2 separate regions of the Homo sapiens genome follow, and region 2 is linked to region 1. The links are chromatin loops, found by intact Hi-C in ENCODE. Cell type or tissue: GM12878. All regions are shown on one strand. Links, peaks and the distances in the headings refer to the core of each region. The heading gives the core; the rest is flanking DNA. Region 1 overlaps MIR3681HG (MIR3681 host gene). Region 2 has its middle 62 kb from the start of MIR3681HG.

Evidence for each region. Hi-C counts contacts between places; a loop is a spot of excess contacts. Peaks named below come from ENCODE experiments on the same cell type or tissue, not always from the same donor. Only the 100,000 strongest peaks of a DNase experiment are listed, where the experiment ranks them.
Region 2: a loop joins it to region 1, with 2.3 times the contacts of the local background. A loop is called at or near these places in 2 of 110 quality-filtered maps.

What each region holds. Positions count from the first base shown.
Region 1 is chr2:12,290,463-12,298,807 of GRCh38, forward strand. All of the region lies in intron 3 of MIR3681HG (MIR3681 host gene), which reads left to right. Among named protein-coding and RNA genes, the nearest start is that of MIR3681, 96 kb to the left of the region's middle. In GM12878, for the core only: no CTCF peak of the experiment used is centred there; a DNase peak (open chromatin) is centred at 3,629; H3K27ac peaks cover 395 bases.
Region 2 is chr2:11,940,934-11,949,278 of GRCh38, forward strand. No RefSeq gene overlaps it. Among named protein-coding and RNA genes, the nearest start is that of MIR3681HG, 62 kb to the right of the region's middle. In GM12878, for the core only: no CTCF peak of the experiment used is centred there; a DNase peak (open chromatin) is centred at 4,718; H3K27ac peaks cover 1,105 bases.

The DNA.
Region 1 (8,345 bases), core at 276-8,275:
GACACTACTTCCTTGTCTTCTCGTTTCCATTGCCGATGTAGTGAGTTACTGTCGGTACAATTACCTTTCCTTAGTAGCGAATCTGCTCTTTCTTTCTGATGCTTTTGAATTCTCTTTGTCTTCAGTGGGTTTTGGTTTCATGAGACTATGTCTAGATAATTTAAATGTATTCTATTTGAGGTATGTTGAGTTGGGCTGCCTGAATTCAGAAGACTCCATGTTTTATCAGTCTTGAAAAATTTGTCACTGTGACTTCAAACTTTGCCTCGTCCCCTTTTTCAATGCAAACCTCCCCAAACTCTGATTTTCTTTATGTTGCATCTCCCTCATTCTCTGTCTCTCAGTATTTATTTGATAGTTTACAGTAGTTTGTTTTGCTGTGCTGCATCATAAATATTCAACCTTCAGCTTATTTATATCCAGTGGTCAACTCACTTTGAATGTTTCAGTGTTGATTTCTAGAAAAATTATTTAGTTGTTTTTCAAATATGCCTGGTCATTTTTTTTATAATCTCTTAATCCTAAGAGATTCCCTGTTTTATTCTAGCATATATGTAAACACTTATACTCCTCCTATGCATTTTAGTGTCTGAATACTTCACAGTATTTAATACATCGTTTGCCGCTTTGGCTGGCTGTCATCATGGTGCCCATTTCCTTGTGCATGTCTGTGTTTTGTTTTTGTAGCTTTAGTGTTCTCTGAAAACTGCCATGGACCTGGGTTAGATCCCATTGCTTGATGGGAATGGTTGTTATGAGTGGAATAAGTCAAAAGAAAAAGGCAACATAAAATTGTAGAAAGGCATTCTGTTCTGGGATATGAGCAATATAGTTATGCGTTCTTCTTCTGATTCCAATTCTCTGTATGATATAATTCTCACTTGGAAAGTAGACTGCCCTTCAAACTAGATTGATATGAAAGATGCTGGAGAAAGAGACCAAGATGAATTCAAGATTTCTGGCTTGGTCATTGGACAGGTAGTGGTTCCATTCCCTGAGAAGAGATGTGGTCTCATGGCAATGTGAGATGGAGATAATGACTAAGATTGGGATATGATGGATATGACTGTGAAATCTGCAGGTAGAAATGACTGGTATACAGTTTAGTATCTAGATCTAGTGCTCCGTAGTGTGCTCTTTTTGAGAGATTTAAAAATAGAAGGGAGTAAGTTCAAATTTGCTTAACCCATTTTCTTCATGATCTAGGCAACTTCATCCATTATTTTTCAGCTTTCAAATAAAACACCCAAAATATTTTTCTATGACCCAATCAGAAGTATATACCCATCACATCTAAATTGTCTCTATCATTTTTGTTTTTCTTCTTTGGACAAAAGACATGAGAACAGCCTGGGAAACACGGCAAAACCTCATCTCTCCAAAAAATGCAAAAATTAGCTGGCATGGTGGCATGCACCTGAAATCCCAGCCAACTTCTAAGCCTGAGGTGGGAGGATCAATTGAGCCTGGGAGGTTGAAGCTGCAGTGAGCTATGATCATGCCACTGCACTCCAGCCTGAGTGACAGAACAAGACCCTGTCTCAACAAAACAAAACAAAACAAAACAAAACAACAACAACAAAAACAACCATGAGAAAAGACGTGAGTTTGCCCCTCTCCATATGGGGCTTCCCCCACCAGCATCACTGTCTCATCTGGGCCATAATATTGCCTCTCTCTGAGCATTAGAGTCCTTCATCAGTACAAGAAGAGATTGGAAGAAATAATCTCTCAGGTACCATTTTCCTGTAAATTTTTCTGATTCTCAATTTGGTTTGGAGAGAGAATTAGGATTGAAACTAGAAGTAGAACTTTCTATAGAATTCCCCAGCTTTCTTTGTCTCTTGTTTCCTTCTAAAAGTAAAAGAGCTATAAGCACTGCCCAGCCATTAGAGCAACTCTCCTCTGGCACAGATCGCTAGATCTTAAATGAGAACCAGCAAACAAAGAATGCAATCCCACCAACAGTGTTGGATTGCATTCTTAATTTGCTGGTTCTCTTTTACACTGTTGGTGGGAGTATAAATTAGTTCAACCTTTGTGGAAGACAGTGCGGCGATTCCTCAAGAATCTAGAACTAGAAATAACCATTTGACCCAGAAATCCCGTTATTGGGTTATACCCAAAGGATTACAAATCATTCTACTATAAAGACATGCACACGTATGTTTATTGTGGCACTATTTACAATAGCAAAGACTTGCAACCAACCCAAATGCCTATCAATGATAGACTGGATAAAGAAAATGTGGCACATATATACCATGGAATACTATGCATCCATAAAAAAGATGAGTTCATGTCCTTTGCAGGGACATGGATAAAGGTGGAAACCATCATTCTTAGCAAACTAATACAAGAACGGAAAACCAAACACCGCATGTTCTCACTCGTAAGTGGGAGTCGAACAATGAGAACACATGGACACAGGGAGGGTAATATCACACATCGGGGCCTGTTGGGGGTGGGGAGCTAGGGGAAGAATAGCATTAGGAGAAATACCTAATGTAGATGACAGGCCGATGGGTGCAGCAAACCACCATGGCATATGTATACCTATGTAACAAACCTGCACGTTCTGCACATGTACCCCAGAACTTAAAGTATAATAATAAAAAAAAGAAAAAAAAGAATTAAAAAAAATAGAATGCAATCCACAGGTGGGATCGTAGGTCAATTTTTTGTTGCCTTATTTTTCCTTTTGTATAATAAACTAACAGCAACAACAATAAAGTCCTGATGGGTTAAAACAAAATGATTGAAATAATTTAATTTGAATGCTCATAAGCAAAGTTTTCCTTTAGTCAGAATGTTCCAGGATCATCAGTTTATGCAATAATTATATACAAGTAAATAGGTTTCTAGATTATATTAATAGATGTATATATTGATTTTCTGAGACAACTGTGCTCATCTCATTTTAATGTAGTTTTTTGTTTTTGTTTTTGTTTAAGCCTCTTTCCTCTAGTGGATGCCCCAAGGCCAGAGCCTGAGTCTCACGTTTGTTTTTACCTTTAATTTTTATAACAATACCTAATGCATGTTTGACACTCAGTAGATGTTTGTCGAATGAATAAAGGACAGTCATTATTATATTGCAGTTGTTTTGCAGAAAATATATTAACTGCAAATGGCTTAAAAAAAAAGAAAGAAACATTGGAAAGTCAACTCCTACTGTTTATTACTGAATACATTGTTGGCTGCTTTGGCTGTCTGTCATGTCATGGGTCTTATTTCCAGGGTAAACCCCTTAAAAGCTACTGTAGTACCAAATGGATCGTTTGGATCAGAGACCAATAATATTTACAAGTAGATTCAGAAAAATCTTAAATATAGGAGAAGAAAGTTAGTCACCCATATGATTTCCATATCAGAGCTTTTGGGAAGTAACGGGGAGTCAATTTATTATCTACACAACCACCATGCTTTTATGAAATGCACTGTAAATGGAAAGGTTGAGAAAGAGGGTCTTGAACCAAGGAAGAGCTAAAGAGTTGGGGGAAATGATGCAAATATATGCAGTTGAGGCCTAGTTGAAATTTGAGTTAACCAAGAAGCATGTTTTCTGCTTTGAATCTTTGAATTCAAAATGAAACTTGGGGTTAACATGAGTCATTGTGTGAAAAGAACTCATGTGGTTCCCACAGCTTTTAGGATCCTGAAATTATGAGATATCTTGATCTGCTGAACACTGACTTCACACATAATCTAGGTACAGAATGAGCTGTAAGATCTTGATAGTGTGCAGCAAATACGTGCTCAATTTCCATGTTCATTCATTTATTCCAGGAATGGGTTGCTGTAGATGCTATTTCATGCACTGGACTTGTAACTATGAATTAAATCCACTCGCTGCATTTGAAGCTTGGGGAAAAGTCAAGAGAAATAAATGGATCATTAAAAAAGAGTGCACTTAATAGTGTGATAAGTATAAGCATAAGCTGCTATGAGAACACAGAAGGAGAGTACATAACTGACTCTTGGGGATGGAGAGGACTAAGAATTTTTCCCTGATTAAGTGAGACCTAATGTGGCAGAGTGACCGGAGGTGAGTGGGGAGGTGGCCAGGGTTGACATCGCTCCTAAAGAGCATGACCATCCCTCCCAGCTTGCCCTGACTGTCCCATCAATGGAAGCAAGTATGCTTCCTTGGACCTCTCTTCTTTTTCTTTCTTAATCAGTAGTCACTAATACAGTCTCTCCTCCCATGCCTGGTTTTAACACCATTGCTACTCCCTTGTACAACTAAGAGAAGAGAATCTATCAACTGAAAGTGTGGGTCTGATAACATAGCGGGTTCCTAGTCCTGGGTTTTAATCTTTGCTCTCCATCTGAGCCTTGCTATTTTGATCAGATTTCTTAACTACTCTGGAATTCAATTGCTTTGTTTGTAAATTGAGGATAATAATACAGAATGTGCAGATTTGTTGAGCAAACGACATGAGTAACTATGTGTGAAACACCTGGCATGGTACTTGGGTGAGATCATCTAGTCTGCCTTACCATTTTGGGGAGAAATTTAGGGAAATTGAGGCCCAGAGAAGAGAGCTGACTTGCCCTCACTTCATCCAAAATTTCCAATGCAGACTTTGAGTTGTGAGTGAGAACTTTTATTCACTTTTTACAGATGTAGGGAGGCTGCATGCCCAAGGTGACACAGGTAATTAGTTGGAGTGCTAGAGCTGGGCACCAGTCTTTTTATTCCAACATCCAGGTTCATGTTTAACATCAGAAGTATAGGACAAAAGTGGAAACTACCATGCCTTCTCTCTCTCTCCATCCTCCCCATGCTATACCAATTTCTCTAGACCAAAAACAAAAGGCAGGCTGACTTGTAAGTAGTTATAAGAATTACCCCCCCAGAATCTGGCATGACATTAGGGTCAAGCTAGAACAAAACTACCTCCCAGGCTATATGTGGCTCCACAAAAAGCTGGTTCGAAGGATCGTTGCCCACTCCACCTCTCCAAGACAAGCATATGGTGCACTGTCTCCTCCCTCCTCTACCCTGTTGAGCTTCTGTGACAAAGCCATGCAGAACTGGTTTACGATCAAGCTCTACTGCCACATTTGTGACCTTGTATTTGCCTATAACTCCTCTAAGCCTCAGTTTCCTTAGATACATGTAGTAAACAATTACACATTCTAACTCTGTCTCAGAGAGTTGGAGTAAGGTTAAAATGGGAAAATATGTATGTGTGCTACCAACCATCATATAGAAGGTAAATCTGTAATATTGTTCTTGAAAAAGGATTATTTTTCCAAATATCAAAGGTAGGCTTTAAAAAGTCTTTGTATTATTATTGTTGTTGCTTCTGTTGATTTGAGAGAATTTGTGGGCCAGGTTGTTGTCTTTCAACCTTTACGTCTCTGACATCCTTTGTAAACGTCACTTGTAATAGCTTGAAATTCTTCTGCTCCTTCATCTATAAAATGGAGATTAAAATGCCTGCCTTGCAAGTTTGTTGAAAGCCCCAGATGAAATAATAATCCTGGAACTAAATCTCAAAAATAAGTATCTATATCTGCCCTTCTGTCTTCATTTCCTGGTGCTTAAGGAGACCTGAGCAAAGGAAGCAAATGTGGTTTTAAAACAAGCCAAAGGCATCGTTTTCTACCAAGAAAATGTTAAAGCACCTGGAGGAGCTGAACTGTAAAGCTCCTAATTCTGAGTCTGTAGTTTGGATTGATGGAGCTCATTCTCCTCTAGAACAATTGTGTCTAAATGTGAGCAAAAGCAGGCAGAGGAATGGAGGGACCACTGAGAGATTGTGAGCTGGGAGTGATCAAGGGTGAGGAGTCCCCAGAAGCTACAAGCACAGGGACTGTCCTCTCGTGCTGTTGTAGGAAACAGGCCACCTAGCTTCAGCTGCCCTGCAGGGTGTGGGACAAAGGCAGCAAGTTCCAGCAGGGACAAATGAGGCAGGTGTAGGTTCCTGTGGTGCCCGCTCACCATCATCCTACAGTGAGAAACCATCATTGAGGCCGATGCCTTCAAGCCCATGAGGCCAATGTGGGCTCCAGACAGATTAGAAGAAACTGAGGCTAGTGTCACCCATGGTGACAACTGGTGTTCACCACATGGAGCTCCGAAGGCTGCAGAGGCTGGCTTTTTTCCCAGCGAAAGCCTCATCAAGGCAGGCAGAGAAGCACAGAAATGCCTCAGCAGATCTGTGAATATTAGCATGCAGACAGAAGAGGTCAGGCAGGGCTTATTCAGGTGTCTACAGCTCAGTTTTAGTCTCAGGTCTTGTGTTTGCTGATAACATCCTAGATCATCCCTCTTCCTAGCTCAAAGAATTTTACAAGATGAACCCTTTTCTAATGGTAGCTTCGAGAAAATACTAATAAGCTAAGTGGCCAACTCCAGTTTTTCTCTTTAAGTAGAAACTGAAACCTTCCTTAGATTGTAGGAATGTTGTGGGGAAGAAAGAACTATGTGAGAAAAACAATGGGCTTTACATATTTGCTCAGCAATTATTTCTACTGCCTATGTGTACCAAGAATCTGGAGATATAATGAGCACTGTCTTCATGAAGATAATCAACTATTGGAAAATTCAGACATCAGTCAAATAGTCATACATAATAAGCATGTAATTACACACTGAGACAAGCACTAGGAAGGAGAAGTATCCAGTTTTATGAGACTGTGTAAGAAGGGGACCTGGCTTGGACTGGAGTCAAGTATGATGTCATTCAACTTGACTTGGGTCAAGGAGAAAAGGAGTGGATTGTGGAACAGTTACAGGAGGAGGGACAAGTGTGTGGTTGGTGCTATGGTGGGAGGAGAGGAGCACACCTGAGGAACTTCAAAGATGGCCATGCAGGCACTTTCCCCACCATTACCAGAGTGCAGATGGTGTGGGGGAGTGAATACTAGAGAGCGGGGTGAGTTGAGGCTGAAGGTATGGAGAACAGTCAGACAGCACGAGGTCATGTGCATCTTGTTGAGAACTTGATGTTGACCCTAAGAGCAATGGAAAGTTTAATCCCTTTACTTATTGGCTTTGTGACCTTATAAATAAATCATTAACACCTTAATGCTATGCTTTCACATTTGTTACATGAAGATGGTCATATTAAGCTCACAGGGGATGCAAATAAGAATTCTGAGAGACATAGCAAATGAAATAATGAAGACGATGATGATAATTGTATCTATAGTTAACCTTTACAGAGCATGTTTTGTGTTCTTGGCTCTATTATAAGCAGTTTATCAGCACATAGCTTTTCAAATGGAGCTTTACAAAGGTAAGGCATCTACTAATAGATAATGAAATAGTTTTGATGAAACTAATGAAATAGTTTTTTAAGGTGGGAGGATATTTTCTTTCAATAAACTCTCAGTCAGAAGTTCAAATTATAAGGAAAATAAAGAAAATACAAATAGAGATGTTTACGTCAGTGCTTAGGTCTGTCCAATAATACAGTGTCTTTGAGTTTCAGAATCCTTTTCTCCTTTCTATGGGGCCATTAATTACAACTTGAGGACCACTGGACTAGACAGTGATAATTCTCTTTCTTAAGTTCCAAAGGGAAAAAGGAAATTTCTCTCAATCTAATATGAAGAAAGGATTCAACTTAGAGTATTGGTACATTAAATAGAAAGACCACCAATCTTGGGAAAGTTAGTGAGATTCTCTATGTTTCAGATTTTATCCAACTCATAGGATTATTTTAAGGTGAAAATTAGGTACTAATTAGACATGCATAAATCATAGAAGTTTCTGAGCACATAGAGAGTAATCATTAACTCTTAGATCTTATTATTAGTTGTTGTTTCTGAATCAGACATCAGTTGTATGTCAGTGCTTGCAGCCTACACTGCATTATTTGGAAGTTTTTCACAAAGTGTCAAGAGTCTCATCAGCCCCCACCAGCCTCATGGTTTTCTTGAAGGATGGTCTCTGTATTTCTTAATCTAGCAATTCACCACCACATATGTGCTCGTATTCTCTTTATCTTTGCAGTTAACATAAATATGCAAACTTCCATGGCAAAAACCATTAGACACTTTCCATTTAAATAGTAGTTTCACTATTCCAGCATATTTTCCCAGCTAGAACAGTGTGCGATCTGCTTTTAAGTCCTGATCATCCACTTCTATGGACTCTAGAGTGATGTTTTTGTTGGACCTATTTTTATATAATAATTAAAACCAGACTGTCCTTAATTTATTCATTTCCTTTTACTGAATTACAAATTAGGTCAAATAAAGGACTAGGCCTCTGGAGGGTTAAAAATAATACAAATCCTAGTTTTTGAGGACTCAGGGTCTATTAGAAAAAATAAGATATGTGCATAGATGAGCATAATCTAAGGCAGAAAGTGATTGTTATCATA
Region 2 (8,345 bases), core at 153-8,152, 350 kb before region 1:
GGTCTGGCCTGGCCCTTAATGACTAATCATGTAATGGTGGCTGTTAGGAGTGATGGAAAGCAAGAGACTAGCTTTGGGGTCAGATGACCTGGGATAGAGCCCCTCTCGGACACTCACCAGCTTCATGACTTGGAAAAGTTACTTAATCTCCCTGAGCCTCAGTTTCCTTACCGTACTGCTTTACAGGCCTACTGTGAGGAATGAATGAGACAAGGTATAAAGTACCCTTTGCAGTGTAAATTCTTAGACGTTAATTCTCCTCTTTGGCCCCTTTCCCACGGAGGCCATGCATTCATTGAGTCCTCGTGGGAGCTTATGGGTGTATTGTTTTCCAGCTGATGGAGGCAGGACTGACAGATTCACATCTGAAAGGTAATGCCATTTAGGTGGCTGTATAGAGCACCCTTGACATAACTAACTCATCTTAGAGAAAGTCTCCATGTTATATTTCATAGGGCACTTTGCCAACAAGGATAAGATGTTTTGCTTAATAAACAAATAAAATAATAAAGACTACATCCAACCAGATACGGACACAAACAAGCACACTCTTCCACTATCAGTTCTCACCAGAGGACTCTGACCATAAAAGAGTGGGCCTTCAGCATCTCGAAACGGCCGTCAACTGACAGCTGTCTTGCAGTCACTCCTGATAAGAACTCGGCATCTACCGCCAAGGACTCTTTCTGCCAAGACTGATCGCCCGGCCCAGACCCGGGATTCCTTTTGACGTCTTTGCTTCCCCGGGACTGGCTCGTTAGCCTTTTGTCCTATCTCTTTTTCTCTTGACGCTAAATGTTACCTTGTTTGTTATGTGGAAAGTTTAATCTGTATCATTTATATATTAACTTTACTATTATATGTGTTTTGCAATATTTGTAGCTGTGACTCCTGAGTGAACAGGAAGTACTAAGGAGAATTGCCTTCTTGGGAAGACCATGTAGCTCGTGGTTTTTGTGATTGAAATAGCATTAATAAAAGCCTGACATTGTGGAAAAACACAAGCATATGTGGACCTGTCTCTAACTTTGCATTATTCATGACAGTCCCTTAAAGGAGTCTGTTCCAAATTCAAGTCGAAGACAATTACTCAACAGAATATGCAAAGAACAAAGAATGAAGTTAGAGGCCATCTGCAACTTTGGTCTCACTGGGATGGGGGCAGAACTTAGGAACAAATGGGAAGGAACCCATGTCAGGTGGGTTCTTTTCTCATTCCTTTTGGCATCTCTGTTATTCCTTATGTGGTCTCAAATTGGTTCCTAAAATATGGTAAAGCCAGGATGGATATAAGGGAGAAAGCAGTGAGCTGGGGGATGCTTTCTGCCTGTGCCTACTGTTCTGACATCTGGTTATGAAATCATTCTAATAGCTAATGCTTCCCGAGCTTTTTCTATGTGTCAGGCAGTGTTTTACATATATTAACTGACTTACCCTCCGTCACATAGCTTTTAAGTGTCAGAATGAAGATTCATAGCTGGGCAGTCTGGCTCCAGAGCGCTGCTCTTAAACTCTGTTGCCTCTTTGTGTACGCATCTACTTTGTCTTCCCTGGCTGTTCCATGCAAACCTTGGTGAACATGCCCTAACTGAACTCTTCATCCTGCCTCCCAGACCTGCTCCTGCCGCACTTAGGATTTCAGGTGATCTCTCTTTCACCCGCATGGTTACCCAAGTTGAAGCCCCAAGAGCCCTCCTGGATCCCATGCTGGTCACTTCAGGCCTCACATTTAAACAATCACCTATTTGTATTGATCTGATCTCTCAAATTTGTCTAAAATCGGAACCTCTCCCCTCCATCCCCAGTGTCAATGCCTGCTCTGATCTTCTACCTGGACTATTGCATTAGAGAGCAGCCTCTGGAGGGGGCTCCCTGACTCTAGTTTTCCTGACTCTAGTTTTCCTGGCTTTGGTCTACTCTGCAGAGTGCACAGAAAGAACAGAGAAAATGCTGGCCTTTGCATGCAGTCTTCTGTTTAAAAAGCCTCTGGTAGTTGCAGTGAGCCAGCATCACGCCACTGCACTCCAGCCTGGGTAATGGAGCAAGACTCCATCTCAAAAATAAAAAAATAAGAAGCTTGGCCGGGTGCAGTGGCTCATGCCTGTAATCCCAGCACTTTGGGAGGCTGAGGTGGGTGGATCACGAGGTCAGGAGATCGAGACCATCCTGGCTAACACAGTGAAACCTCGTCTCTACTAAAAATACAAAAAATTAGCCAGGCGTGGTGGCGGGCGCCTGTAGTCCCAGCTACATGGGAGGGTGAGGCAGGAGAATGGCATGAATCCAGGAGGCAGAGTTTGCGATGAGCCGAGATCACACCACTGCACTCCAGCCTGGGTGACAGAGCAAGACTCCGTCTCAAAAAATAAAATAAATAAATAAAAAAGCTTCCGGTGGCCCCCTCTGACCCATGGAAGACACTAGAACCTGAAGAGTATCGACCCCAGAGTCAGATAGCCAGGAGTTGTGAATCCTAGCTTCACCATTTAATAAGAGCTTCTTGAAAAATCTCATGCAAAAATTGAGGATTACCAGAAAACCTACCCCATAGATGTTGTGAGTGTCAATTGAGTTCATATGTGTAAGGCACCGGGCATCATGTGTGGTGAGGAAGGACTCAGCAATTGTTGCCTGTGTTTTTTATTACACTATAAAGCTCAGAACCCTTAGCTTGCTTTATGTTTCTCTATATGGTATTTTCAGTGGAATATCTTGCATATCCCTATATATATTTTTTCATGTTTGAGCCACCCTAAACCTCATTATTCCAGGATTCATCAGTATTTAAACTTAGCATTTTTTTTCTTCTCTAGAATCTCCTTTTCCCCATTCTATGCCTAAGTAAACCATACGGAAGACGACAAGTGTGACAGAAACAAAGGATCCAGGAGTCATGAAGAATTCCAAGATGGCCCAGAATCTCCCTAGTTATGTTAGCATTTTTATTTGAAAGTGGCATAGGCCAGGTGCGGTGGCTCAGGCCTATAATCCCAGCACTTTGGGAGGCTGAGGCGGGAGGATCACTTGAGGTCAGGAGTTCGAGACCAGCCTGGCCAACATGGTGAAACCCCGTCTCTACTAAAAATATGAAAGTTGGCCAGGTGTGGTGGTGCACACCTATAATCCTAGCTACTGTAGTGGCTGAGGCATAAGAATCGCTTGAACCCAGGAGGCAGAGGTTGCAGTGAGCCAGGGTTGCACCACTGCACTGTAGCCTGGGCGACAGAGTAAGACACCGTCTCAAAAAAAAAAAAAAAAAGTAGCATAAGATGGAGGTACAGGGATGTGTGACCCTTTGTTACTGAAACACGAGGGGTTCAGTGTAGGTCCTGTTGCTCACTACACAGAAAGTCAATCACTGAGGCAATGAGTATTACCAGGGAAGAAAGTTTTAATCGGGTGTTTCAGCCAAGGAGATGGGAAATCGGTCTCAAATGTGTCTCCCCAACAACTAAAATTAGGGGTTTATATAGTGGAGAAAGAAATGTAACCGTGTGTGAGAGGTAAGGAAGAGGAGCTGGTCAACAGGCAGTGGGTGGTTGATTAGGCAGTTATGACAGGTGAGGGGTCTGGCATCTCATTGTCCAGATACTGTGATCTAGTGAGTTTCAGTTCCTTGATACTATTTGGCAGGACTGATGGTTGATTTCCTGAAAAAGGAACTCCGATAAAACAAAAGTAAACTTCTGAAGTTTTAAGACTGGAAGGTTCAATTTCTGTGTTTATTCAAAAGAAACCATACATCAATTCTATGGGACAATTGGGCCAGTTTCACCTCCTTTTTATTTCTTCACCTCGACTGACATGGAGTCTGAAGCTAAGCAGGGGATCAGTATGCACATGGACTGCTGAGAGGCTGCTCTTTCTCATGTTTAGTGTTGGTCACTGAATTCTGCCTCTGGTCCTTGGCTGTCTGGAGGAGCAACTGAACATGGACAAAAGGTAAAAAACTCATTAAAGAGGTGACAGATGTCACTCAGAGGAAATGAATACACCTTGAAGGGGGTATGTTTTAATCAGAGACAAAGAAGCTCTCCAGCAGTTCTAGAAAATGATAGCCAAGATTTGTTGATTATCATATGCCAGGCACTGTGCTAAACACCTCACATACATTATCTTTTTTTAATGTCAAAACAAACTTGTGAGGTGTTACTATTATTTTCATTTTACAAATGTGACACCAAGATTTAGGTAGATTGAGTTACTTGTTGAGAGTTGAACCCAGCTGTCTGATGACAAAGTCTATTATTATTTTCAGAAGTCTCTAAAATATCAGTCCTTCAAAACTCCATCTGGTCAATGGATCAATTGGGTTAGTGGTTTTTAAACTTTTGACCTTAGTCCACAGTAACAAATACATTTTCTTTCATGACCATGACTCATGACTCAGGACACACACACACTCTTATAACCTCTTTTTTTTTTTTTTTAAGAGAAGGTCTTGGTCTGTCACCCAGGCTGGAGTGCAATGGCATGATCTCAGCTCACTTCAACCTCTGCTTCCCAGGCTCAAGCAATCCTCCCACCTGAGCCTCCTGAGTAGCTGGGACTACAAGTATATGCCACTATGCCCAGCTCATTTTTGTACTTTTTGTAGAGATGGGGTTTCATCATGTTGCCCAGGCTGGTCTTGAACTACTGGGCTCAAGTGATCCACCTGCGTTGGCCTCCTCAAATGCTGGGATTACAGGTTTGAGCCATCGTACCCAGCCTGTACACTCATATTTACATGCCCGCATATGAAAAGTAAAACTGAAACAAAAGTTTCACAACTCAATAGTTGCACTTCCTATACGTTTTCTATTAAATTTTCATTTTATTGCAAAGAAAAGGCTTATTATAACCACCAAATTTGTACGTGGTAATTTGCACTTTGAAAGTCTTAGAATATTTTTAATCCTTTTTCAAATTATTGGATCCTTATGTTTCTGTATTTCTTGGAAATCCTTTTAGGCTTATCCCACCCACTAGTCATTCCAGGAAATACCTTCTCATCATATATATAGACATTTAGTATGACATGGTCATAAGATCTTAGAGTATTGTTTTGTAGAAATTGCTAAAAAGGTATTTTGTAAAGTGGATTTTTTTGTGTGTTTTGTAACAGGAGAATTTGCTTTTATTTATCTTATTACCAAAAGAAATTGTATTATACTGATCATTTCCATATGTATTTTTAAAGTTGCTTGGCTGGGTTGAATCTTTATTCTTTAAGTTACAAGGACATTGTATTCAAATAAAAGGAACAATCATAATATTATTAATTAGAGCAGTAAGGCTTTGGTTTCCATGCAAATAAGCATAATTGAAATAGAACTGAGTTTTTTTTAAAGTGGATTTTGAAACTGGTGGAAAAACTTGGAAAACAAATATCTCAAAGCTAAAGCAAATGCAATCTGTATATGTAAATGAGATTGATTAATTTTAGCAGGCAAATGAGAAAATCAATGATTTTCAAAATCGAGTAATTTGGTAACCATTAGTTTCATTAGTCTTTCTGTTTCAAACTTAATTATTTAAATATAGAACTAGATTGAAGTATAATTTATGGAGAAATCATCCTTAAATTAATTACATGCAAGCTTTCCCCTATAAATGGAAGAATTGAAGGTGAAATTATAAATGCTTATTGCAGAGCATGGAATCCTTTGGTCGTGGCTTGTTCGGGTTTGACTTGGGAGATGATGTGGAAATGGGAGTACACTAACTTTGACTCAAAGCAAGATCTGAATCTCAGCTTTGACTCTAACTGTGAGCTTTTAGGCAACTTTCTTAACTTCTAAAGGGCTTCACATTTCTTAACTATTATATTAGAGAATTATATCTATGTTGCAGAGCAATTGTACAGACTAAATAAGGAAATGTATGTGAAAATCTTAGCCTAGCGTCAGGCACACAGATAAGGCTTTTATTAGGAATGGTGTCCCCAAACCCCTCACCTTCCTGGGTGGATGGAGGAAGGCTTGGGTTCAGGAAATTCTGTGTTTCTGGGACTGCTTAGGGGAGAGTGCATGGTCTGCTGGCATTTCCCCATTAGTTAGCAGTATTCTTATCTATGACATTCTGTGGATCTCTCACAGCATCACTTCCATCAGGAAACCAAGATGGGCTTTAGCAGGTAGGTCCTTCGAATTGTTGAAAAGGCCAGAACAGCAGATGAGGTAGGGAGAAACTCATACATTTGGTTTTGTTTTTATTTCCCCATTGCAATGATTGGTTTTCCTAATATTTTTCATTTCCTCATCTCGCCAAATTGTCTCATTATGACAATCATGATAACCAATACTCATATGACACCTACTCAATGATTTTGTGGGATAACTAGGGTAGGTATTAGTCTGTTCTCATGCTGCTGTAAGGATATACCCGAGACTGGGTAATTTATAAAGGAAAGAGGATTAATTGACTCAGGTCCACAGGGCCCGGGAGGCCTCAGGAAACTTACAATTTTGGTGGAAAAGGAAGCAAATATGTCCTTCTTCACAAGATGGCAGGAGAGAAGAATGAGAGCTGAGAGAAGGAGGAAGCCCCTTCTAAAACCATCAGATCTCATGAGAGCTTACTATCATGAGAATCACATGGGAGAAACCACCCCCATGATTCGATGACCTCCCACTAGGTCCCTCCCACCACACATGGGGATTATGGGAACTACAATTCAAGATGAAATTTGAGTGGGGACACAGTCAAACCATATCAGGTATTATTATGGACATTATATAGATGAGGAAATAGAAGCTCGGAGAGGTTACATGGACTGCCCAAGACCATGCAGCTAGAAAGAGATTGAGATTCATACCCATCTGGAGTTTCCAAGTTTGTTTTATATATATACTATATATACTTAAATTACATTTAATTTTTAAAATTAACACATAATAATTGTACATATTCATGGGGTACATAGTGATATTGTGATACATATATAGTGTATAGTGATCAGATCTGGGTCATTAGTATATTCATCATTTAAAGAATTTGTCATTTCTTTGTTCATTCCATATCCTCCTTCAATACTCAATATCCTCCTGGCTATTTAAACTATTTAATATATTATTAACTATGCTCATCCTGCTGTGGTACAGAACACTAGAACTTATTCCTCCTATCTAGCTGTAATTTTGTGTCTTTTAACAAATCTTGTCCTATCCTCTCCCTCCTCCACCCTTTTCAGCCTTTCATATCCTGTTTTACTATTTGCCTCTATGACATAAACTTTTTTTTCTTTCTTCTTCTTCTTCTTTTTTTTTTTCCCGAAGTTTCGCTCTTGTCGCCCTGGCTGGAGGGCAATGGAGTAATCTTGGCTCACTGCAACCTCCGCCTTCTGGGTTCAAGTGATTCTCCTTCCTTAGACTCCCAAGTAGCTGGGATTGCAGGCATCTGCCACCATGCCTGGCTAATTTTTGTATTTTTAGTACAGAGCGGTTTTCACCATGTTGGCCAGGCTCATCTCAAACTCCTGACCTCAGGTGATCCACCCGCCTCAGCCTCCGAAAGTGCTGGGATTATAGGCGTGAGCCACCATGCTTGGCCAACATCAACTTAAAGTTTCCACATATGAGTCAGAACACGCGGTGTTTGACTTTGTGTTCCTGGCTTATTTTCTTCTAATATAATGTCCCCCCAGTTTCATCCATGAGCTTTATTCTTCTGAATCAAGCTTTGCCCTGCATGGATGCTGCTGGTGGGCCACAGGCAAGGCTTGGTGAAATGGTACATGTCATTGCAGGCCCTGCTGCACTGGGGGAGAGTGGCAGATGAGAATTGGTCTGATGTTAGTTGAAATTTCTTCTTCAGAGCTTAGCAGGCTGGTCAGCAGATGGAAGATCATTAAACTGAAGAGAACCATCTGACCCAAAAAGGGAAAGATCACCAGGGCGAACACAGTCAGGAGTCATTCACTTTCCCCAGCACAGTGAACCTAGAATAGCACAGAACAATTTTTAAAAAGTAGAAGACAATTGGAAGACTTATATGAGTTGATTTTAAGTCTTAACATAAAGCTACAATAATCCAGAGAGTGTGGTATTGGCATAAAGGTAAACATATAGATCAATAGAATAGAAAAAGAGTCTAGTAACAAACCCACACATAAATGGTGAATTGATTTTTGACGAAGATGCGAAGACAATTCAATAAGAAATGTTCTAATTGTCAATTAGAACAATTTACAATACATATGCACAACAATGAACTTCATTTCAACCTTTACTGTACACAAAAGTTAATCTAAAATGGGCCATAGACCTAAATGCAAAGCCTAAAACCATAAAACTTCTAGAGAAAAACATAGGAGAAATTCTTGGTGATCTTGGGATAGGCAAAGCTTTCTTAGATAAGACCCA